Regions from separate parts of the Mus musculus genome. Here region 2 is linked to region 1. Evidence: chromatin loops called from intact Hi-C (ENCODE). Cell type or tissue: heart. All regions are shown on one strand. Links, peaks and the distances in the headings refer to the core of each region. The heading gives the core; the rest is flanking DNA. Region 1 overlaps Gm13524 (predicted gene 13524). Region 2 holds the start of Cdk9 (cyclin-dependent kinase 9 (CDC2-related kinase)).

The links. Peaks named below come from ENCODE experiments on the same cell type or tissue, not always from the same donor. Only the 100,000 strongest peaks of a DNase experiment are listed, where the experiment ranks them.
Region 2: it touches region 1 in a loop (5-fold over the local background); 16 of 42 quality-filtered maps call a loop at or near these places.

What each region holds. Positions count from the first base shown.
Region 1 is chr2:32,850,313-32,862,486 of GRCm38, reverse strand. It overlaps Gm13524 (predicted gene 13524), which reads right to left. Exons shown (of 2, transcript NR_166175.1): 2 at 12,042-12,174. Among named protein-coding and RNA genes, the nearest start is that of Stxbp1, 9.2 kb to the right of the region's middle. In heart, for the core only: CTCF peaks have their summits at 4,705 (motif pointing right), 8,075 (motif pointing right) and 10,147; DNase peaks (open chromatin) are centred at 4,676, 6,326, 6,899, 8,086 and 1 weaker place; H3K4me3 peaks cover 504 bases; H3K27me3 peaks cover 2,798 bases.
Region 2 is chr2:32,705,871-32,718,044 of GRCm38, reverse strand. Cdk9 (cyclin-dependent kinase 9 (CDC2-related kinase)) reads left to right here and starts at 5,261. Exons shown (of 7, transcript NM_130860.3): 1 at 5,261-5,480; 2 at 5,933-6,014; 3 at 7,478-7,568; 4 at 7,836-8,002; 5 at 8,101-8,272; 6 at 8,430-8,578; 7 at 9,756-12,174. The coding sequence starts at 5,389. The coding sequence ends at 10,121. Mir2861 (microRNA 2861) reads left to right here and starts at 5,157; the gene lies at 5,157-5,238. It overlaps Mir3960 (microRNA 3960), which reads left to right and starts at 5,073; the gene lies at 5,073-5,145. It overlaps Gm33457 (a long non-coding RNA gene), which reads right to left and starts at 4,735. Exons shown (of 2, transcript XR_001783272.2): 1 at 3,296-4,735. In heart, for the core only: CTCF peaks have their summits at 2,627, 4,384 (motif pointing left), 6,179, 9,256 (motif pointing left) and 1 weaker place; DNase peaks (open chromatin) are centred at 4,454, 4,904, 5,224, 5,804 and 8 weaker places; H3K4me3 peaks cover 3,747 bases; H3K27ac peaks cover 3,971 bases.

The sequences.
Region 1 (12,174 bases), core at 4,175-12,174:
GACCTACATGTATTCCATACCAGCACCCACACTGAATAGCTGACAACCACCTGCAACTTCAGTTCCAAGGGATCAGACTCGCTCTTCTGACTTCTATAGGCTCCTGCCCACACATGTATGTACAAACTCAAGCTGGCTCACACACATATGCATGTAAAATAAATAAATCTTTAAAAAGTTAAAGAAAGAATGAGTGAAAGAAAATAGAAGGAAAAGAAAGGAAAGGAAAGGAAAGGAAAGGAAAGGAAAGGAAAGGAAAGGAAAGGAAAGGAAAGGAAAGGAAAGAAAAGAAAGCAAGGGGTGGTGGTGGCGGGGCAATGGTGGCGATGTTGGCTTTTAATCTCCAGCACTTGAGAGGTGGAAACAAGTGGGTCTCTGTGAGTGAGGGGTTAGCCAGTCTACAGAGTGGGTTCTGGGACAGCCATGGATACAGTGAAACCATGTCTCAAAAAAAAGAAAAACAAATCAGAAGAGGAGGGGAAGGACGGAAGGGAGGGAAGGAGGAAAAGAATAGAGCCCTGGGGGGCTGGACAGATGGCTCAGTGGTTAAGAGGTCCTGAGTTCAATTCCCAGCAACCACATGGTGGCTCACAACCATCTGTAATGGTATCTGATGCCCTCTTCTGGTGTGTCTGAAGGTTGCAACAATATACTCATACATTAAATGAATAAAAAGATCTTAAAAAAAAAAAAGAAAAGAGCCCTGATTTTCAGATTCTAGGGAGCCCAGGGTTTTATTTAGGATTTAATTTCTGATCCTTCCCCTCTTATGATTCTTCTGCAAAGAACATATTGGTCTTGGAGGCTGAGGTCATGGGGCATCGGGCTTCAGCAATGTACATGGGGACATCTGCTGTCTGACTTTTGCTCAGGCTGCCTCATAGACCAGGAAGGTGTCCATTGCCCCCGGTGGTAGCTGGGACATAACCACAGATGGGATGCAACTCTAGAGTCAAAGGGGACCTAGAGATTCAGTTTCTATGGAGGACACCACCCATGCTGGGCCACGAGATGTGAGCAGGCACAGGCACGCACACATGCACGCACAGAGAACTGTTGGACAACGTGTTCACCCTCAGGTTCCTTTCCTCCCCCAAAGAAACAACTCCTGTGTGTCCCACTGCTGCCATCAACCCGGGGCTCCCCAACTGGACATCCCCACCCTTGTGGAACCTCCTGGCACCTTGTCCATCTGTTCCATGCTTCTGTCTACACAAAAGCAATGGCAATTTTTTGTTGTTGTTTTTCGAGGCAGGGTTTGTCTGTCTAGCCTTGACTGTCCTGGAACTCATTCTGTAAACTAGGCTGGCCTCGACTTTACAGAGATCCACCTGCTTCTACCTCCTGAGTGCTGGGATCAAAGGCCTGCGCCAGTGCTGCTGGGCCGCATGGCAATCTTTGAGACAGTAATGATTTTAGTGATTGTTCTATAGTGTGTTAGGTGAGGGTTGGTCTGGTGCTGTGTATACAAATGCTAAATTCTGAACCCCAAGCCAGCGGAGAGTTGTGCACCGGCCTTTGTTATGTAAACCTTGCTCCCCAATTTAAAACTATTGGATAATAAAAAGCTAGAGCCCTCGATTGGACAGTAGAGAGAGAGAAGAGAGAGAGGAGGAAGCCCTGCCAGGAAAGGAGATGGGCCATGAGCACATGGCCGGAGAAGTCCTCCAGGAGGACAGACTGACGGAGCGGAAATAACCCAGGGGAGACTCAAACAGCAAGTAACACGGAGCATATGTCTTGGATGTAGGTGGGAACAGGACAGAATCTGCCCCGATATAGGCTTGTGGCTTGTAAAATAACTCCAACAAGTGGTCCTCTGGCACTGACACTGATGCGATGCACGGGCATGACCCCACAAGTAAGTACTGCAGAGCTGGGCGTGGTGGCGAACTCCTTTAGTCCCAGCACTCTGAAAGCAGAGACAGGAGATGTCTGTGAGTTTGAGACCAGCCCACTGAACAGAGCAAATTCTAGGACAGCCAGGGTTACACAGAGAAAACCTGTCTTGAAAAAAACCAAAAAATTAATGTGTATGTGTATGGGTGTGTTATCTAAAAGTCTATCTGTGCAGCACTTGTCTGGCACCCAGGGAGACAGAAGAGGGTACTGGATTCCCTGCAACTGCAGTAAAAGGTCATGAAAAGGGATTTGAACCAAAACATGTGGCACCAGATAGTCACCTGTCTTCATTACTGAGATTTTGACACTCCCTCAAATTTTGTACCCTAAATGTTAGGCACCTCCCTTCCGTCCCTGTCCTTCAGGTTTTCTTAGTCTCTGTTTGTTCGTTTATCATTGGGACGGGTTCCCGTGTAGCCCAGGCTGGCCTCAGACTCAGTTTGTACTTGAGCTTCACTGAACTCCTGATCCCCTTGCCTGGGATTACAGGATGAGCCGTCTTACCGGACTCTCCCTTTACAATCCTAAAGCCTTGACTCTTCACTGCTGGCTGTCACTTGTCAGATGGCCTTACCTCTGTCATGCAGCCATCAGCAAAAATCCCTCTCCTTTTCTTTCCTGCTCTCTCGGGCCAGGCTGCTTGGCTAACAGATCCGGGTGACACCCTTAGGCTGCTGTCCAGCCGTGTAGTTACAAGAGCTGTTTGTGTCTTAGCAAGAATCTCCCTGTATATCCCAGCCTCCTGTCTCAGCCTCCTGAGTGCTGGGTCCTGGGTATCTAGGCCACCTCAGGCTGCTGACTAAGGGAAGGGACACGTGGGAAGGAAGGACCTGGAAGGCCCCTGTCCCAGTTCCTATCCATACAATACCCAAAGCCAAACAAGACTGAAGTCACTGTTGCTAAAATTCCTGTCCTGGGGGAGACCTAACAATGGCTCTCTCCCCTCACGGTCTCATTGACAAGCCAAGGAGTGAAGCTGCCAACATTCTCCCCGAGGCACCAATGAATGCGTTTATTGGGCTCCTTACAGAGCATATTTGAGGGGTTACACACACATTTGAGGGGACCCTCCACCCATAGCCACATAGACGAAGTGCCCTCCCCTAGCTCTTCCCCACCTATGCACCTTAGCCTCTCCGGGAGGCCACGTGCAGTTAGGGTAGAACTGCACACTGGCTGGGTAGAACTGGCTGGGAATGGGCTGAACAAGGGTCCCAGCTGGGCGACGCTCGTGAGGAAACACCTGGAGATGGTGGGTGGATGTTTGCCTTGGATGGGCACTAGATCCAGGTGCCAGTGGACACCCTGTGACAAATGCAGCACCTTCACTTTCCTTTGTGGAAGGAAGAAACCAGTGTAGAGAGTCAGGGCTGCTCTGCTCACTGCTCCCCCTGCTGGTCACCTCAGAGTGATGGCGCCATCTGAGGTCTGCCCCTCAGAGCTCATTCTTATACACCCACCTTGTTCATCAAATATGTGTGTGCCTCAGGTGTGCTGGGGCCTGCTCTAGGTGCTGGGGATACAGCAGCAAAGAGCTAAAGGGCTCAGTGCGGTGGTGCTCAGCTTTAATCCTAGCACTCAGGTGGCAGAGGCCGACGAATCTCTTAATCTGGCCAGTTTAATCTGGACTACACAGAATATTCCAGGCTAGCCGAGGTGACACAGTGAGAGCCTGTCTCCAAAAAATAAAATAAAGTAAAAAATAAAAAAGAGGGGCTGGAGAGATGGCTCAGTGGTTAAGAGCACTGGCTGTTCTTCCAGAGGTCCTGAGTTCAAATCCCAGCAACCACATAGTGACTCACAGCCATCTGTAATGGGATCCGATGCCCTCTTCTAGTCTGCAGGTATATATGCAGATAGAGCACTCTTATACATAAAACAAATAAAATTTTTTAAAAAATCAAAAAGATTCGAGGCCAGCCTAGTATACAAAGTGAGTTCCAGGACAGCCAGGGCTATACAAAAACCAAAAAAAAAAAAGGAGGACAGAAAGGGAAGAGGGAAGTGCTAGGGAACAGAGGACATGAAGGAAGGAGGGGAGGGAAGAGAAGGATGGGTATATATATATATATATATATATGGATATGGATATGGATATATATATATATATATACATATAGTTATATAGTTATATACAGAATATATATTTTATAAATATATAATTATATATAGTTATAGATGATATATGGTATTTAATTGATATATGTGACATGTAATGTATGGCATGATATATAATATATACAATATATAATTTTATAGCATAATTATATAATCATATATTATATACTACATATCACACATTACATACCGCATATTACACATTACATGATATATATTTCACATTATATGTGTGTGTGTATATGTGTGTGTGTATATATATGTATATATATTATATTATATATATATATAAATTCTCTTGTGTCCCAGTGACATGATGAAGTTATGTCATCATGAAGAAGGACTGCAGGCAAAAACCGAAGAAAATAGAGACTGGCAGCTTTGAGGCCAACCTGGTCTACAAAGTGAGTTCCAGGACAGCCAGGGCTATACAGAGAAGCTCTGTCTCAGAGAGAGAGAAAGAGAGAGAGAGAGAGAGAGAGAGAGAGAGAGAGTTCTGTTGCCACAGTTAAGTTGGCCTCCAGAGGACTGACGAAACTGAAGGACCAGAAGCTCGACCATCTAAGACATCCCCGCCCTACAATAAGTGGGTGGATTTATGTAACAACAGCAAGAGCAGGCTCAGTCACGGAGCTCCCAATTGGCCTACATGAAGCCCTCAGTCTCCTGATGTTCCTCCTGCCCACCAGCAGGTGGCGGGGGCAGCCTGCATCTGGACGATGGTTTCCAGGCTCTGCTTTCCAGAGAGATAAAAAAGGAAGCCGCTCTGGCTCCAGGGGCTTCTAGCTTCTTCCCCTCTGTGTAAAGAGTTGGGAAATCTCAGGACTAGAGAGATGGCTAAGCAGTTGGGAGCACTTGCTGCTCTTCCAGAGGACCCAGGTTCAATTCCCAACACCCACATGGCAGCTCATAACTGTTTGTAACTCCAGTTCCAGGGGGATCTGACACCCTCACACAGATATACATGCAGGCAAAAAACACCAATGCACATAAAATAATTTAAGAAAATATTAGGGAAAAAAAGAGTGGACATGTAGCCAAGGCTATCCTTGAACTCTTAATCTTTCTGGGATCCAGCACCAAAGAGTTTTGGCTGGGACTATTGCTCATTGATAATGTGTGTGCTTAGCACAACACACACAGGTAACAATAAAATAAATCTTAAATATTTAGAACCAGGCTCATTTCTAAAGTGCCAGCCCTGGCGAGATTGAGGCAAGAAAAATTATAAGTTTGAGCCCAACTTGGATTAATTCAATTCTGAGTATAGATTTAAATATCCCCCCCCCCTTTTTTTTTTCGAGACAGGGTTTCTCTGTGTAGCCCTGGCTGTCCTGGAACTCACTTTGTAGCCCAGGCTGGCCTTGAACTCAGAAATCCACCTACCTCTGCCTCCCCAGTGCTGGGATTAAAGGCGTGCGCCACCACGCCTGGCTTTGATTTTTTTTTTTTTTTTTTTATTACTTGTGGAATGAAAAGCAAAGCAAAAAATATGCAGCAGGAAATCAATCTCGCTGTGGTCTAATCACACTGTTCTAGGGCTCTCGGTGCTGCGCTGAGAGGGAGGAACCTAAGGGTCAATGACGGGGATGGGTACAGTGACATCAGAGAGGCTAATCGTACGTCCAGAGAAGTCAGACAAGAGAGATGGCTCTGCAGTTAGGGGTACTTCTAGTTCTTGCAGAGGACCTGGGTTGATTCCCAGCGACCACATGGTGGCTCACAACTGTCCATAACTCTAGTTCTAGGATGTACATGATACACAGACATACATGGGCATACCGTTAATCCTCAGGAGGCAGAGGCAGACGCAGGCAGATCTCTGTGAGATCTGCATAAGAGTTCCAAGCCAGCCAGGGCTACACACAGAAACCCTGTCTCCAAAACAAAACAAAAACAAAAGCAATAAGGCCAAGACTGACTGAGGAAGACGGACATCCATCAACGGCCTCCACATGCATATGTACTCGAACATGCGCACGCGCACACACACACACCAAAATAAATAGAGCAAGAGAAGAAAGGCATGGGAGAGAAAGGGGCCTGGCCTGGGATTCAGCATGTGGCAGTCGTCCTCCCCCTCCTCTGTGAGGGCTCAGCACAGGGAGCTGAGGTCGTAGGAGTATCCTGAGGCTCTCAGTGAATCCTAGCAATGTACTGAAACAGCTCTTGGGCGGCTCTGCAGCTGCTACTGAAGGTGCATCAAGCCCCAGGGTGGGATGTAGCTAACAGATGTCTTCAGATCACTGGGAATCCACTCTGTTCAATAACTGCTATTTTTGTTCTGGGAACCAAACATCTGCTCTAACGGCTCCTCTGGGGACCTAGGGCGAGGCTGTGATGTGTTCAAGGGGGAATTATGTCACAGCCTAGAAAAGAGGGAAGGAGTCTTGGGGATTAAGAGGACATCAGAGGAGGAGGGTCCCTGTGAAGAGGAGGATGAAGATCCACATGGGGCAGCAAGCTCCTTGTAATGGACAACCAGACTGGAACCTATAGCCAGCCCCCTCCCATGCTCTCCCTGTAGGAGGCACTTAAGATACCTCTTAAGGAAGGGTGAGGCAGAAGGGTCCTAGGTGGGGAGGAGGGGTCCTATATGGGGAGGAGGGGTCCTAGGTGGGAAGGAGGGTAGTAGGTGGGGAGGAGGAGGGTAGTAGGTGGGAAGGAGGAGGGTAGTAGGTGGGGAGAAAGGGTACTAGACCTGTGTGAGTACCATAGGACTCCTCCCCGAGTCTATCTGCTCCTGATTTGGACAGAGATACCAAACAGGACATAGATTCCAGGGCCCAGGTCTGTGCAATCCTTTCGAGAAGGAGGAAAGAACTGGGCAGCCACAGTCAAAAGACACTGGCTCACAGAGAGGTAAGGGCCCCCAGAGCTCTTACTGTCAGTGGGCAGGAAACACTAGGCTGAGCCACACCCCCAGCTGGGCCTGACTCTGGGGTGACTATCAAGAGAGAGGGTGGCTAATGTCAAGCATGCGTGAGTGTGGCAACAGAAGTGGGTACATAGACAAAGGGTGGGGGAAGGGAGGGAGGGAGCACGGGGAGGGAGGGAGCATGTAGGGGTTAGAAAGACAGCCTGTGTTTAATGTTGATGCGAAAGACCTTTCTTGGTGCACTGAGAGCTTTTCAGGACACAGCGCTAAGGGTGGGGTGTGGGAAGGGGGCATGGGATGAGGATGCCTGTGATGCCGGCAGGAGCTGAGGGAGGCTTAGTTGTGTTAAGAAATGATATTACTAGGGGCTGGAGAGATGGCTCAGTGGTTAAGAGCACTGACTGCTCTTCTGAAAGTCCTGAGTTCAAATCCCAGCAGCTCACAACCATCTGTAATGAGATCTGTTGCCTTCTTCTGGTGTGTCAGAAGACAGCTACAATGTATTTAGATATAATAATAAATAAATATTTTTTTAAAAAAAGAAAAGAAAGAAATAGTATTACTCTACAGCGATGCTTTCTGGATCTAATGGGGACATTTCTGTATGACAGAATCCCTCCTAGGGAGATTCAACATACACACACACACACACACACACACACACACACATCTATTCACCTCAGACAGGGAACTCAAGACAAAACCAAAGTAGAGACACCACTAAAGTCCAATTTGAAGTCAGGTGTGATGGCACACACCTTTAATCCCAGAGACAGGTAGATAGATCTCTGAGTTCAAGGCTAGTGTGGTGTATACAGTGAGTTCTAGGACAGCTAGGGCTACAGGGGAAAAACAAAAACAAAACAAAACAAAACAAAACAAAACAAACAAGCAAACAAAAAACCACCTTGACCATTACATTCTCCATTCCTTGCACTGTTTTAGGAACATTTTCTTAAAAAAAGAAAAAAAGCCGGGCGTGGTGGCACATGCCTTTAATCCCAGCACTCGGGAGGCAAAGGCAGGTGGATTTCTGAGTTTGAGGCCTGGCCCCACTGTCTCTGTTTATGTCCAACGCCAGGCTGAGCAGAGGGACCACTCTTTTGGCTCTTACCTGCTAGGCTAAGATCCTGAGGCTTGGTGTCAGACAGCACAGCTCACCCTTGTGCAAAGCTGTGCCCACCAGGGGGCGCGATGCGAGTGTGTATGAGGGTGTGCACACATAGCCTCTCTTCCTGTGAGTGATTCTGTTTCTTTGGGAGGAAGCCGTCCATTTCCCTGAGTTTTAAAGCAGGTAGCTGGGAGTCTGCCTTAGCCTTTCACACCTGTGCTCACTTTAAGGAAACGTTTCTTCCCGTGTGTTTGCCCCAGCACAACACCATCCAACCTTGACTTTTCAAAGAACCCTTAAGTTCCCACTTCAGGGATCTGATGCCTCTAGCCTCTGCGGGCACCTGCATCCACATGCACATAGCCATACTCAGACAGATACCCACATACAGATAATTAAACGCTTTTTAAACAACATCTCATTGCAAAGACTGGATGTAGTGGCCCACAATGACAGTCTGGGTACTTGGGAGGTGAGGGCAGAAGCTCCAGAGTTCAGGTTCATCTCTACTGCATAGAAAGTTCAAGATCACCCTGCCTACCTGCACTCTACCATCTATTACAACATTTAAACATCCAGAAGTGGGGGCTGGTGAGATGGCTCAGCGGTTAGGAGCGCCGACTGCTCTTCCAAAGGTCCTGAGTTCAAATCCCAGCAACCACATGGTGGCTCACAACCATCTGTAATGAGATCTGATGCCCTCTTCTGGAGTGTCTGAAGACAGCTACAGTGTATATAATAAAAATAAATAAATAAATATTTTAAAAAAACCATCCAGAGGTGGTGTATAGCTTTTTCTGCAATCTTTATGGAGATATGTCCTGGATCCTAGTGTGGACTCTTCCCCTAGGCAAAGCCTACACTGAGGCTGCTCACATGCATTCTGTGTTTCACATCTGCCTATCTTCTGCAGTCCTTTGATCTTGAGACTAATATACAGGCGCACACACACACACACACACACACACAGCCTGTCAGCTTGAGGGCAAAGTCCTAGACTTAGGTGGTACAGGTCCAGCTCTTCTCTTTAGATCTCTGTGTGTGGATGGGGAGATGACAAGGCAGACACATCACTTTTTGAGAAACCCTGTCTCAGGAGGCAGAGGCAGAGGCAGAGGCAGGAGGATCTCTGAGTTCAAGACCAGCCTGGTCTATAGAGAAAGTTCCATGACAGCCAAGGCTACACAGAGAAACCCTATCTTTAAAAAAAAAAAAAAAAAAAAAAAAGAGAGAGAGAGCCACAACATTATTTACTTTATGTGCATGTGTCTGAGTACACTCATATGTACTACATACATGCAGGAGTCAGAGGAGGCTGGAAGAGTCATCAGATTCCTTAGAACTGGAGTTAGAGGGTCGTGGGCTGGGCTGTGGGTGCTGAGAATCAAACCCGGGCCTCTGAAAGAGTAGCCCGTGCCCTTGACTGCTGGGCCACGTCTCCAGCCCTCTCCTGTAGACTTCTTTAGATTGCTCCTGTGCCGGAGAGACAGCTCAGTGGGTAAAGGCATTTCCAACCACACCAGCCAACCTGTTTGATATCTTGTTCTCACGTGGTAGAAATGTAAACCGACTCACACAAGCATGCAATCCTCTGAACTCTACAAGTCCACACACACACACACACACACACACACGAATAAACTTTTTTTTTTCCTTTTTTAAGAAAATGTTCCTAAAACAGTGCAAGAAATGGGGAATGTATGGCCCAGCAGTCAGAGGGGGAGGGTGGAATGGGCACAGAAGAACACAGCTGGCGAAGCAGTTTTGAAGCAGAGTGAGGCAGATGCATGCCCCAGACGGCGGCCGGTGAAGTGGCCCAATCTCTGCTCTCAGGGATTGATCTGCATATATCACAGCACCCAGTTGCTACCAGTTGCTACTCTCTAATTCACCCCATTCGTATTTCTTGCTAAGGTGTTTTCTTATTCTCGGATCCTCCAGGCAGCTCTCTTGTAAACTGTCCTCAGCTCGGATCTCTTCTCTTACCACCCTGTTTACCTGGCCAGCTCTCCCCACCACGTGACCCGAGCGTAACTCCAAGGATTCTTCCCACGCCTGCAGCAGGTCTGCAGCGAGCTCTGCAGAGGCTGCGGGCCACGCATGCGTAACTGTAAGCGCACCTGCGCCTCTGCTGGCCAGGGAGGCTAGACTTCTCTAAGCATCCTGCGGCATCATCCCGGTCTGGTCGCGCTCGGGGCTGAGGTGGAGTGATGGGCAATGAACCTGATTGGGCTCAAATTCCCGAGGTGATCTGATTCCTGTCGCTGATACGTGCATAACAAGCTGCCCACATAGCCAAACCTCTCCTTCTGCCATAGACTGCTTCCTGGGCTCTGCAGCCTCCACTGGGCATCAGGAGATGAGGGCTGGAGTGGAGTATCTGGTCTGCATTTACAGCCTTATGACTTTGGCCTGGTAGCTTAACCTTGGCAGGCCCTGAGAAAATAATATCACCAACTTAATGGAGTAGGAGTAAGAGCCCAATGAATGCTGAGTATTTTGTGATGTCTCAAACTTTCAGCCAATGCAGAATACAGATAGCTCACCTCTAATCCCAGAACTCGAGAGGCTGAGGCAGGAGGATTATTGCTAGTTTGAAGCCAGTCTGGGGTTATCTAGGAAGACTCTATCTCAACACGCATCCTCTCTAAATACATTGTGAGTGATGTCTGCCTGGGAGAGATTTTACACAGTTGGTCATTGCCCTGTATCCTCAGAGCTACCCTGAGAGAGAAGTTTCACAGATGGGGAAACCAAGGTTCAGAGATGTCTGGAAGTCTGGAGCCGGGTGATGGATTCCACATTCAGTGTGATCTCAAAGTCAGGGTAGGGATCTTTATTTTCCTGATAGGATTTCAAGTAAGCTCAGTCTGTCCTTGAACTTGCTTCATAGCCAAGGATGAAGGAAGGTCATCTCGATCACTTGAGCTCTTCTGTCCTTTGCTTCCACATCCCAAGTGCCAGGATTATAGGAGCCAGCACCCACCAAAATCAGGCTCTGCGGTGGGTGGGTTCACGGTCTCATCCCACTTGCTCTCTGAACTTTCTTTTTAAAAATAGCATCCATTCTGACCTTAGCCACTGACAGGGAACACCCCAAGTACACTCACATACAGAAACTCTTTTTTCTGGTCCTTGTTTCTGCTGAAAATAAGGAGCTGCTATATTTGCTGTGATCTCTGAAGAGGTTCCTTGTACAGAGATCGCACCCCACCTGAAAGTCCCTGAGCAACGCAGCAGGCCCCTCTCCTAGAGCTCTGCCTGCCAACCTGACTCTTAGGTTCTCTGATGTAATCACAATGGACTCTCTTTTCCTGGAGAAGTCAAAGTCATTCCTATTGCTAGGTTTTGCACCTACTGTAGGGGGATAGGATGCTCTCCCATCCCCCCTTGCTACGCCCCCAATCCTCCCAACCCCCCCCCCCCACGCTTTGGTTCAAGGAGCCCTCTCTGACTGTAGCCCAGCCAGTTCTTGGGTCAGGTGCCCTGCTGTCAGTGACTTTCACAGTCCCTTTCCTGTTTCAGCACTTTCCAGCATGTGTGACTCCCCTACTACCATCTGTCTGGGCCATCAGACAGACCCACAAGGGCAGGGGTTATGCCTTACAGCACGGGGGCGGGGGGGGGGGGATGGACATCTGATGCTACTCTGTTAACCCTGATTGGCCCACTTGACTGAGTGAACGACAATCCAGCCCTCAACATCCCAACTCAGCCAGAAGGGATTTTTCAAACTTCCAATTCATTTTCTGTGGTAGATGCATTAACTGAAGAGTCTCTGTTGATACATGCCAGCTGGTTAAGGAAGGAGCATGTGGTGTCACAACTGTACCCGGGGTTCCCTCACATTTACGCACACTAGCTCCATCTCCAGATGTACCAATGGGTTCTGTACTGAGACATGGAGAGAAGACATATTGTACCTTCTGCCTAGGAAGGAAACAAAAGGTCCTATAGGTGAAAACTGGAGTCGAGGCCAGATGTCTGGGTTCCCTTTCCTGTTCTTGTGATAAAACATCCTGATGAAAGTACTTTAAGGAAGAAAACATTTATTTTTGGTTTACAGTTCAAGGGCAAGTCCATTATGGCAAGGTAGGAAGGAAGGTAGGAGCTTGAGGTGGCTGGTCACACCGTGTCCACAGTCAGGAAGCAGAAAGCAATGCCT
Region 2 (12,174 bases), core at 1,333-9,332, 140 kb after region 1:
CAACACAGGGCCAGGCAGAGGCAGCAAGACCAATAAGAGCAGAACTTCCATGATTAGAGGGGGGGCCCCAGTATCACAAACCGTTCTCTGTTCCGTATCCCTCAGCTACTGAGCTGACCCACAGCTAACAGCTCACATGTGCACATCTTATGAGCCTGTTTTCACTTCCCCTCCACAGACCCTAACCCTATCCAGGTTTGGGAGAGGAAAAGCAGGGTCCAGGTGTCTATAGACTGTTCTGTCGCTGTGAAGAGACACCATGACCAAGGCAGCTCTTATGAAAGAAAACATTTAAGTCTAAGCTTGTTTACAGTTTCAGAGGGCTAGTTTATTAACATCATAGTGGGGAGCATGGCAGGACCAAGGCATCATGCTGGCACTAGAGCAGTAGCTGAGAGCCCCATCTTGATCTGTAGGTAGCAGACAGGCACATACTGGGCCTGGTTTGGGTGTTTGAAACCTCAAAGCTGCAGGGCAGTGGTGGCGCACGCCTTTAATCCCAGCATTTGGAAGGCAGAGGCAGGTGGATTTCTGAGTTTGAGGCCAGCCTGGTCTCCATAGAGTGAGTTCCAGGACAGCCAGGGCTACACAGAGAAACCCTGTCTCGAAAAACAAAAACAAACAACAAACAAAAAACTCAAAGCCTGACCCCAGAGATACATTTCCTTTAATAAGGCCACACCCATTCCAATATGGCTCCAGCTCCTAGTCCTTCTAATCCTTTTAAACAGTTCCACTCTCTGGTGATTAAGTATTCAAATATATAGAGGCCATTTTTCCCCCCCAGGCAGAGTTTCTCAGTACAGCTCTAGCTTTCCTGAAACTAGCTCTGTAGACCAGGCTGACCTTGAACTCACAGAGATATGAAGTGGAAACTTAAGGGTTCTTTGGAAAGTTGGTTTGATGGTGTTTTGCTGGGGCAAACATATGAAGGAATGTTTAGCTGAGGTGAACACAGGTCAACGAACAACTAAGGCTGACTTGATTTCAAGATTTCACTGAAGCAGGTAGGAGGATGTTCTGCTAAAGCAAACATGTAAAAGGGCACGTGATGAAGGATTCTTTGCTAACAACACGCATGTATTAGTCCACCTTACATTGCGTAATTGACCTGCATTTGTCGGGACTCTATAGAGAGAAACACACCAAAAAAACCTTCTGGTAGCATGCTAGACTCTGGCTGATTGGCAGAGTGATGTCAGCTGAGACAGACGAACATGCTGAGGCAAGACTGGTGGAGGACATGTGATGTTTGGAGGGGATAAACAGGACTCGATGGACAGTGACGGAGGCTGAGCATGACTTGCTTATCGAGCTAGCCGTGTGACACTTGTGGGTCTCAGGTCTTCCCTGATCTTTGCTTCCCTGAGACACAGCTGAGAACTTCTCCTGGCATCCCTCAGGGTCCCTCCTAATGACTCGAGCCAAGGCTGAGGTCTGCCTGTCTCTGCTAGATAGTGCCACCGCTGCTGATTCGTGTTTGCTATCCCGACTCTACCAAACTAGACTGCTGGTGTATCCATGAGGTATGTGTGAGTGGATGGAGCTGCCGCTGCTAACCAGTGAACTCAGCTGCCGATTTCCAGACAACACAGATGAGAGTTGCTCCAAAGAACCTTTCTAAACAGGTCCAAATTCCTGCCCCGAATCCTTTCTTTCCCACTATCTCTGGTGGGTAGTGGGCTAAAAGGAACGTTAAAGTGTTTAAGAACCATCATTAAAAATCGGTTTTGGGGCTGGAGAGATGGCTTAGCGGTTAAGAGCACCGACTGCTCTTCCAAAGGTCCTGAGTTCAAATCCCAGCAACCACATGGTGGCTCACAACCATCCTAACAAGATCTGACTCCCTCTTCTAGAGTGTCTGAAGACAGCTACAGTGTACTTACATATAATAAATAAATAAATCTTTAAAAAAATCGTTTTGAAACAATTAAAGTTACAGAGATCCATCAACCTCTGCCTCTCAAGGGCTGGGATTAAAAGTGTGTGCTACCACCACTCATCCATGGATGCCATTCATATTCAAACCACGATCCTGGATAAGGTCAAAAGCTGGAGTTGAGCTAGTGGCACAAACCTTTAATTCCAGCATTTGGGAAGCAGAGGCAAGGAGTTCTTTGTGAGTTCAAAGTTAGTCTAGAAAAGCACTCTAAGGCTTTGTATTTTTTTAATTTAATTAAATTTATTTATTTATTGGTTTTTCAAGACAGGGTTTCTCTGTGTAGCCCTGGCTGTCCTGGAACTCACTCTGTAGATCAGGCTGGCCTCGAACTCAGAAATCCGCCTGCCTCTGCCTCCTAAGTGCTGGGATTAAAGGTGTGTGCCACCACCACCCAGCTTATTTTATTTTTTGAGACAGATTCTTGTTATGTAGCTCTGGCTGATCTGGAACTCAATGTATAGACCAGCCTGGTCTCAAACTCACAGAGACTCACCTGACTCTGCCTCCTGAGTGCTGGGATTAAATGTGTGGGCCATACCTGGCTTTATTTTTTCGTTTTTTTAGACCAGGTCTCACAGAGACTCTAAACTGGCTTTGAACTTACTCTCTAGCCCAGACAAGCCCTAGACTTTGAACTTTCCTGTTTCAGTTTCTTTAGTAGCTGGGATTCCAGTTGTCTGCCACCAGGCTTGGCTTCCGTAGCTGTTAAATGGCCATACACCAGACCCTCTTGAGGGTGTGTCATCAGCCAGCCAGTCAGCAGGTGTTGACAGAGGCTGAGTCACATGCTGGGCCTTGGTGGTTTGGGCAATCCACAGGAAGCAGGCATTATTTGCAGCCAACAAAGCGGTAGCCAAAGTGGATTCGAAAGGCTAGTCCCCCTCTCTAGTCCCCTCCTGGATTTACCAGTGGTGGAGAACCCGGACTTCAGAACTGGGCAGCCTTACAAAGCCTCCAGACCACCACTGCTTCCCTGTGGAGAGCTGAGGGCCCATGACTCTGAGGAAGTGACTGGAAGATGTCAGGGCTCTGGTTGGGGCCAGAGGTGACAACATCACAGGAAACCCTGCTAAAGCCTCTCTGCCCACAGGATGTGACTTAGGGAGGGCTCATGAGAAACAGGCACCAGCTACGGCTTAAAACTCCACATAAGCCCTGCAAAGTCCTCGGCCCTCAGTGCTACTGTTACCTGCCACACCTCCTCACCCCCCCCCCACTACTCCTCACACACACCCCCGGGGGCAGTGAGTGCCAGGTGAGATCACTCCCAAGTTTTGTCACGCTTTCATGCTGAGCCCAGATTGGGAGGGGCCTTGACATAGGAGGACTGTTGGGAGTTTATGCCAAACTTACCTGGTTCAAAGCTAGTGTGGCCACTGACTGGCAGTGTGACCATGGCCCAGTCATCTCACCTCTGAGTGTCAGGGTCGTTATGTACAGTGGAGGGAAGAGCAGTGCTCCGTGAATAACTGATAATAGAAATAACTCCTGTGCAGGGCTAAAGGGAGGACTTAGCCACATCCTGTCATCATAATTAATGCACGTACTCTCTCCTTACCCCTGGTGGCATCCCCCCACCACCACTTCTTGTTTCAGGTAAGCAGTGTATCCAGGAAGGTAGGCTCTGGGTCATATGGCTTGATCTCCTTTAAAGCCCTGGCTCTATGGAGGGTCTTGAAAAATCTTGCTGCCAGGACCCTTCTCATAGTAGGTACTCTGGGGCTCCAGGGTCCCCGAAACCAGTCCTCCTTCCAAGAATCTTCAAGCCCAGACAATGTGGGATAAACCTGGAAAGCACTGCTGGACACAGTGATACGGTGAGTTGGGAGGGATGCCTGGAGTTCAAAGGTCAGCCTAGACTACTGTGTGAGCACCAGACCAGCCACGACTTGTCTCCATCAAACAAGAGGGGGAAGCAAACGGGAAGCCTGCAGCTGACCCTGGAGAGTGGGGTGGCAACTCTGAAGACAGGAGGGATTGGGAAACTGAAACAGAAGGGAGCTTGTAGGACCACAGACCAGGAGGTAAACGCTGGAAAAATCGGCCATGATCAGCTCAGAATTTCAAGACAGTAGAGGAAGACAGAACAGACTTCAGACTCTCCTCTCTGTCTCTCTGTGTTATTGTTGTTTTTCCTGGCTGTCCTGGAACTGGCTCTGTAGACCAGGCTGGCCTGGAACTCAGAAATCCATCTGCCTCTGCCAAGTGCTGGGATTAAAGGCGTGCGCCATCAAGGCCCGGCTCACGCCCATTTCAAAAGCATCAGGAGTGCCGGCTCAATGTTAACAGTTTTGGGGATGATTGACTCTGGACAGACCAGCTTTGGCGCGGCTCTGTGAAGGAAGGTTGTAGTAGATCCATCCTGACAACACAAGATCCAAGGGTTTAGGCCTGAGCGTTGATCGCTCACCGCCCACAGTGTCGCCGCGCCCCCTGGCGGCCGTCAGTTGCCATGTCAACGGCGGGTGGCTGAGACGACGGAGGCGGCAGCGGGGGCAGTTCTCTCTTCCCCTGGCCTCAAGGCCGCTCCCACGGCACCTCCTGCCTTCGCCTCACCGGGAGCACACTCCCGGTCCTGGAAGAAGGGCCATTCTGTAGCAGCTGGCATTCGGGGGATAAACTGAGGCACGCAGGAGGGAGCCGCAGGCAGGTGTCTAGTGCGGAGCCCCACCTCCAAAGGCAGAGGAGGGGCTGCGAGCAGTGACGCGCCGAGGGCGGACGCTGGACTGGGAGCGGGAGGGCGGGAGGCGGCGGCGGCAGGTGCGGCTGCGAAGGGTGGGAGGAGGAGGGAGGGGGTGGGCGGAGGGGGAGGGGAGGCCAGGACGGGCACCTCCCCCTTTATAACGCGCCCCCTCCCGGGCTTTCGGGCCGCCTCCTCGTCTGCTCTGCCTATCTCGCCCCCTTGCCCTGCCGCCCCGGGCCGGGCTTGGCCAGGGAGCCTCCGCCCCCAGGCCTTCCCCCCACCACCACCCGCCGCCCCGCGCAGCCCGGCGGAGGCGGCGCCGTCGGAGGAGGAGGAGCAGGGCACTGCGGCTGGCCCCGGATCGGGAGCCAGAGCGGCAGCAGCTTCGGCAGCAGCACGGCCCGGGCCAATGCAGCGGGACGCACCGCCGCGAGCCCCAGCCCCAGCGCCACGGCTTCCTGCGCCCCCGATCGGGGCCGCCAACAGCGCTGGCGGCGGCGGCGGAGGCGGGGGCAGTGGCGGCGGCGGAGGCTCCTCTGCAGCTCCGGCTCCCCCTGGCCTCCCGGGAACTACAAGTCCCAGGGGGCCTGGCGGCGGGCGGAGACCGGAAGAGGCGGGCTCGGCACCTCGAGGCCGGAAGTGGCCGTGGAGGCGGAAGTGGCGCGGCCGCGGAGGGGCCTGGAGTGTGGCGGGACCGGGAGCGGCGGGAGCTGCGGCTGGGGGCGGCGGCGGCGGCGGCGGCGGAGGCGCGCTGGAGGTGGCCATGGCCAAGCAGTACGACTCGGTGGAATGCCCGTTCTGCGATGAGGTCACCAAGTACGAGAAACTTGCCAAGATCGGCCAAGGCACATTCGGGTAAGATTAGGCCGCGTGGGACCGCGAGCCCGGGACCTGCACTTTCCAGGGCCGACGTCGGGTCGCCCAGAGCCCGGGCCGAGGTGGTCCGGAAGCTTCTGTTTTCGTGGCTGTTGCCCGGTCTTGCTCGGCCGCGGCGCAGACGTTCCCGGCCCAACCGAGCCGACTGGCGGGGAGGAGCCTGGGGCCCGTGATGGGGGTTGGGTAGGGTTGCTGAGAGCCACTCCGAATGTGAGCGGCCACCTCTAGGGGAGGAGTAGGGGCTGAGTAGGAGTAAGCAGAGGCCGGGAGGAGGACGGAAGACACGCGGTGTGGAATGACCGCGTCCCGGATCCGAGGCCGCACCCCGCCCGCCGTGGGTCTGGGCTCCTGCTGCTCCCCTTCGCGCGGGGGAGGGGCACTCCCTGCGGAAATGCCTTATGGGTCCCTTGGGTCTTTCTCTGTGCCTGCAGGGAAGTCTTTAAAGCCAAGCACCGTCAGACGGGCCAGAAGGTGGCTCTGAAGAAAGTGTTGATGGAGAATGAGAAGGAGGGGGTGAGTATATGGACCACTGGGCCGACCTTCTTCTAACCTGGCTGGGTTTCCACACCGCTACTTCAAAGGGTTTTGTGCTGAGATTCGACCTAGTGTTTTTCGGTTTTCCATGGAACAAGGAATTTGGCTTTCCATTTACACTGTTGAGCTTTAGTGGCAGAGTTCTGTGGGAGCCACGGGAGGGAGCCTGTGCTTTTCCCATGGAGTGCAGGTTGACTCTAGAAAACTTTCAGCTTAGCTTGGCGTTGAATTTTGTTTTGTATGAAGAGACCATTTGTGCACAAGCCGTTTAAAAGGCCGCTGAGCTTAAGGTGATGTTCTGAAAGGTGTTGTTTCCATCAGCCTCAGCAGCATTGCCTTTGTAAGGAAAATGCTGTTTGTCTTACTTTGCGTCTATAGGGTCTTCTGTTTTCTGGCATGTCTGTGTACAGCACTATTCTCCAGTACCTGGGTACCTGAGGAAGCCAGAAAGGTGTGCCAGGTTGCCTTGGATCATTTGGGACAAAAGATCCACTGTGTGGGTGCTGGGAATTGAACCTGGGTCCTGGGGGAGGATAGCCAGTGCTGTGGTGTGTGTGTTTCCCTGAAACAGGGACTCTATGTTTTGTTTGACACAAAATCTCTCTGTAGCCCCAACTGTCCTGGAACTCACTGTTTGGTCCAGGCTGTTCTCAGACTCACAGAGGATCAACTGCCTGTGTTTCCTGACTGCTGGAAATAAAGGGCTGGACTGCCACACGTGACCATAGCCAGTTTCCTTAACCATTCAACTATCTCCATTCCCAGGAAATTTCTTGATCTTTTTGGTTTTTTTGAGACAGGGTTTCTCTGTGTAGCCCTGGCTGACCTGGAACTCACTTTGTAGACTAGGCTGGCCTTGAACTCAGAAATCCACCTGCCTCTGCCTCCCAAGTGCTGGGATTAAAGGCGTGCGCCACCACTGCCCCACAAATTTCTTGATCTTAACTCACAAGTGTTAGTGACAAAATGTTTATCCTTATTTGGGTTGTCTAAAATAAATTCCCAGTCTGGAGTAAAGGGTTGTGATTATAATCCCAGCACTTATGAGACTGGGGAAAAAAGATGGTTCATAAACAAGTTCAAGGCCACCATTATCTAGATGGCAACATTTAGCAGCTCCTTGAGATATGTGTGTGTTTGCACTTATTTTATATTTTGCAAAGGCTAGCTACAGATAAATATAGATATATCTTCCCCTCTCCCTTCTTTTTGAATCAGGAGCTCAACTAAGCAGTCTGGCCTTGAACTTGGTGGTTCTGATGTCTCTGTCTCCTGATACGAGAATTGGATTCCAGATAGGAACCATCACACAGGAACGATTCTCTCGCCTGTCTTTCAACCTCTGTCCCTCAGTATAGACCCCAAACACACCCCCACCCCACCCACAGTTCCTCCGTCTGTTGTGCTCTCAATTTTGACCACTTCCTCTTTCTCCTCCCTAGTTCCCCATCACAGCCTTGAGGGAAATCAAGATTCTACAGCTCCTAAAACATGAGAATGTGGTGAACCTAATTGAGATTTGTCGGACCAAAGGTGTGTTGCTTGCCTCAGGAGAAAAGGGGGGTTTGAGACAAGGTTTCTCTGTGTAACCCTGGCTGTCCTGGACCTTGCGCCATAGACCAGGCTGGCCTCACACTTAGAGGTCCACCTGCCTCTGCCTCCCGAGTGCCGGCCCCCCATCTTCTCTGGTCTTGTTTGGAGTTGGGTGTCTGTGGGTTGGAGGGCTGGGAGTTGGCTGTGGAAAATGAGGTGGATGCAGGTTTTTATTTTTTATTTTTCTCTCTGCCCCTTCTGTATCAGCCTCACCGTATAACCGCTGCAAGGGCAGCATCTATCTGGTGTTTGACTTCTGTGAGCATGACCTTGCTGGGCTGCTGAGCAACGTCTTAGTCAAGTTCACGTTGTCTGAGATCAAGAGAGTGATGCAGATGCTGCTGAACGGCCTCTACTACATCCACAGGAACAAGGTGGGGCAGAATGGGGCTTCTCTGCTCTTGACTGCTGTGTAGGCCAGGCTCCAGGATGCTATGAAACCTGACTGAGCTCTTGTGTGTCCTCCCTTCAGATCCTGCACAGGGACATGAAGGCTGCGAATGTGCTCATTACCCGGGATGGGGTCCTGAAGCTGGCAGATTTTGGGCTGGCCCGTGCCTTCAGCCTAGCTAAGAATAGCCAGCCCAACCGATACACCAACCGTGTGGTGACATTGTGGTACCGGCCTCCGGAGCTGCTGCTCGGTGAGGACTCCCGAGCGGGCAGAGGGGGGCAGGGGCCGGGTGCCTACCTGGCCACAGCCCCCATTGCCTGGGGCCTTTTGAGCCATCAGCTCTGGGACGTGGAGTCTCAGGAGGCCCTTGGGCTTAAGAGGCACTCCCGGTACCCTCTTCTTCTCAGGAGAGCGGGACTACGGCCCGCCCATTGACCTTTGGGGTGCTGGGTGCATCATGGCAGAGATGTGGACTCGTAGCCCTATCATGCAGGGTAACACAGAGCAGCACCAGCTCGCCCTCATCAGCCAGCTCTGTGGCTCCATCACCCCAGAGGTGAGTAACCGAACTGGGTGTTCCTGGGGGATGCAGAGACCCAGGGCCTCTGGCCAGTAGTGGAGAGTGGAGTCCTTCTGTAGAGGAAGCTGATTGCTGCAGGCCAGGCTTACTGTTCAGTTTGTTTGTTTGTTTGTTTGTTTGGGTTTTTGGTTTGGTTTGGTTTGGTTTGGTTTTTTGAGACAGGGTTTCTCTGCGTAGCCCTGGCTGTCCTGGAACTCACTCTGTAGGCCAGGCTGGCCTCGAACTCAGAAATCTACCTGCCTCTGCCTCCCAAGTGCTGGGATTAAAGGCGTGTGCCACCACGCCTGGCATGGTGCTTACCACTCTTAATGTTGGTTGTATGAGCTCTCTGTTGCCGAGACAAAGTAAGTACATGAGAAAAACAAAAGCGCCAAGAGTTGCTTTTGTTCAGAAAAACAGAGAGGTTGTTTAGCCTTTGCTTTGGTGCAGAGATGCTGCTAAATGTCATAGTAGAGAGTCCACTGGAGAGAGGGTGTGGCCATGGCAGGGAGGGAGCAGAAGAGCAGGGTCCAGTGTGTAGCTCCAGTGGTGGCCCACTCAACCCCAGAGGCTTCAGCACACATTCAGCAGGCCTCATGGTTCCTTCCCCTTTGGGTGGTCCCCTCTCCTCCCAGAAGTTTCTGCCACCTCCCAATAGCGCCACCTGCTGGAGACCAAGCATCAGCACAAGCTTCTAGAGACAGAGTTTCTTGGTTTTTTTGTTTTGTTTTGTTTTATTGGGGTTTTTTTTCTTGGTATTTCGTTCGAGACAGGGTTTCTGTATAGCCCTGGCTGTCCTGGAACTCAATGTAGACCAGGCTGACCTCGAACTCAGGAATCCGCCTGCCTCTGCCTCCCAAGTGCTGGGATTAAAGGTGTGCGCTACCACTGCCCAGCTCGTGTGGTTTTTTGTTTGTTTGTTTTGTTTATTTTTTGTTTGTAAAATGGGAATGTGCCTGGATGGGGGCTGGCACATTTATCGCAGCTGACTTGTGTTCGGGCACTAGGGGTGTGCTCCATCTGGTGACTGGTGCTTTTAACTTGAAGACATGATCTCTGCGATGGAGGGGAGCTCAGGGAACCTCTGAGAGAAATTGTTTTAGAAACCCACTCCCCTGGCATCTCAGATAGCAGTCTTACTCCAACTCCGTTCTCTCCTCAACGCCTCTCTTAGGTGTGGCCAAACGTAGACAAGTATGAGCTGTTTGAAAAGCTGGAACTTGTGAAGGGCCAGAAGCGGAAGGTGAAGGACCGTCTGAAGGCCTACGTGCGCGACCCCTATGCTCTGGACCTCATTGACAAGCTGCTGGTGCTGGACCCCGCGCAGCGGATTGACAGTGACGATGCCCTCAACCACGACTTCTTCTGGTCGGACCCCATGCCCTCGGACCTCAAGGGCATGCTGTCTACTCACTTGACGTCTATGTTTGAGTACCTGGCACCGCCACGGCGGAAGGGCAGCCAGATCACCCAGCAGTCCACCAACCAGAGCAGAAATCCCGCCACCACCAACCAGACGGAATTTGAACGTGTCTTCTGAGGCCGGAACTGGCCGGTGTTGTTCTTAGGTTAGGAGTGGATTGCTTCCTTTGCATGGAACATGTGACATGATGGGACATTTGAGATTTTCTCCTCCAGTACATATTAACTCCCACCCTGGCACTGGGAACAGCTGCCTGAGTGGGCTGGGGTGGAGCTATCCTGCCTGCCCCTCTCTGGAGGTCTCAGCGTGGACACAAAGTGAGGTGGGAGAGGCTCACCCACTGTGACTTTCTAAGAACTACTTGCATGGTGGGAGGAAGGCACAGGTCCCTCGCCATCGCCAGCTCTTCCTCTGGATGAGAGTTTGAGGGACAGAGGCGCCTCCAAAATGGGCTACTTTTGGTCTGGACCTTAGGGGCGTGGGGCTGTGTGAACTCCTGGTTCCTTTAAAAGGAGAATTTTATTTTGTTTTGTTAAGTTTAGAGACATTCCTGGACGCAGTTTGATTGGTTAAATTAAAAGTTGGTTATTTTTTTCCAGTAAATGGCTGCGTTTCCTGTGTTCAGACCTTCCCTCAGCTCTTGTCTCAGCTAGAAGCTAGGGTTTGGTCAGCCAGGACACTGCCAGTTCTTCTGTACCACCCAACACTCTGGAGACGTTCAGGGTTTGCCCTCTTCTCCTCCTGGGTACCTTCCACTGCGCTCTTCACCCCCGCTGAAGGCGTGTCCACGGTGCCAGTGTCCTGTGCTTGGTGTTGGCAAGTGCTGTAAGCTGAGCTGGAGTGAGCTGCTGGACCCGGGCTGCTTTGGCTCCTAAATCCTCAGACTGGACTCATAAGCAGGGCACTGCAGCCTTACAGTCATGGAGTGACAAGTGTAGCCTGTAGCTCCAGGGCTTGGGGGAAGCAGGACAGAAGTGGCCAGAGTGGGGTCAGGTGGCATGGGTTGGGGTGAGGGCAGGATGGAAGGCCAGTGTGGAGATGGGATGGTCCTAAGGATGCAGGGTAGGGACCCTTAGGGCACTGACCTAGGCGGTAGATTCCCCAAGAGTTTCCTGGAGTCTTCTCACAGAGCTGCCTGAAAAGGACAGTTTTAGTCCGCTAGCTAGCTCTGGGAGCTGATACAGTACTTGGCCTGTGATTTTGTATTTTCTTTTTTCCTTGCATGTTTATGCTCTTATGTATTCCTGGTACCCAGGGAGGCCAGAAGAGGGCTGATTCCCTGGAACTGGAGTTAAAGGTGGTTGTGCGCTGCTGCCGTGTATGTGCTGGGAATTGAACCAGGATCCTCTGGATTTGCAGCTAGAACTTTTAACCATGCAGCCATCTCTCAGCCCTTTATTTTGAGACAAAGCTGTCATGTAGACTAGGATGTCCAGAACTGCAGGTCTCCCTGCTTCCTCCTTTATTTAGGGAGCTAGGGTTACAGGTGTGCGCCATCACTTACACAGCAATCTTGGTCCTGGAAACCATCCGTCAGCATCTTCTGTGTATGTATCTGTGAGGATATCTGTCGTTGGGTTTACTGCCCGGGATAATCCCATCTTAATCAGTTATGTCTGCGGAGACTGTCTCCCCGTAAGGCCACGTGCTTAGGGCATGATTGGAGAGGACATTATTCAACCCGCTATAGCGAGAACTTAGAAAAGTCTTTGTGGCTACCAGCAGGTTTCAAATGCTCAGTGGCATGAAGACAAACTAATAGAGCTGTTCTGTTTCAGAATATCTCCCCTGAAGTATTCAAGGAATTCAGCCCTTTGCTAGAGATTGAACCCAGAACCGGGTAAGTGCTCTACCACTGAGCCACGCCCAGTCTCAGGGTTTGTATTCACTGACTCCCTCCGCAGCTTCCTGGAAGTCACTGTGTATAATAGATTTATTGTTGGATTTAGACTTCACCATAGCCCAGGGGACTTTCTCCAGTCGCCATTTTCCGGTTAAGTTTCATGGCTGGGAATTCAGGCTCTAGTAGGTTCCAATTAATTACTCTGATGGAGTAGAGTCCATTAGAAGTGAAGGCCTGGGGCTGGAGAGATGGCTCAGCAGCTAAGAGCACTGACTGCTCTTCTGGAGGTCCTGAGTTCAAATTCCAGCAACCACATGGTGGCTCACA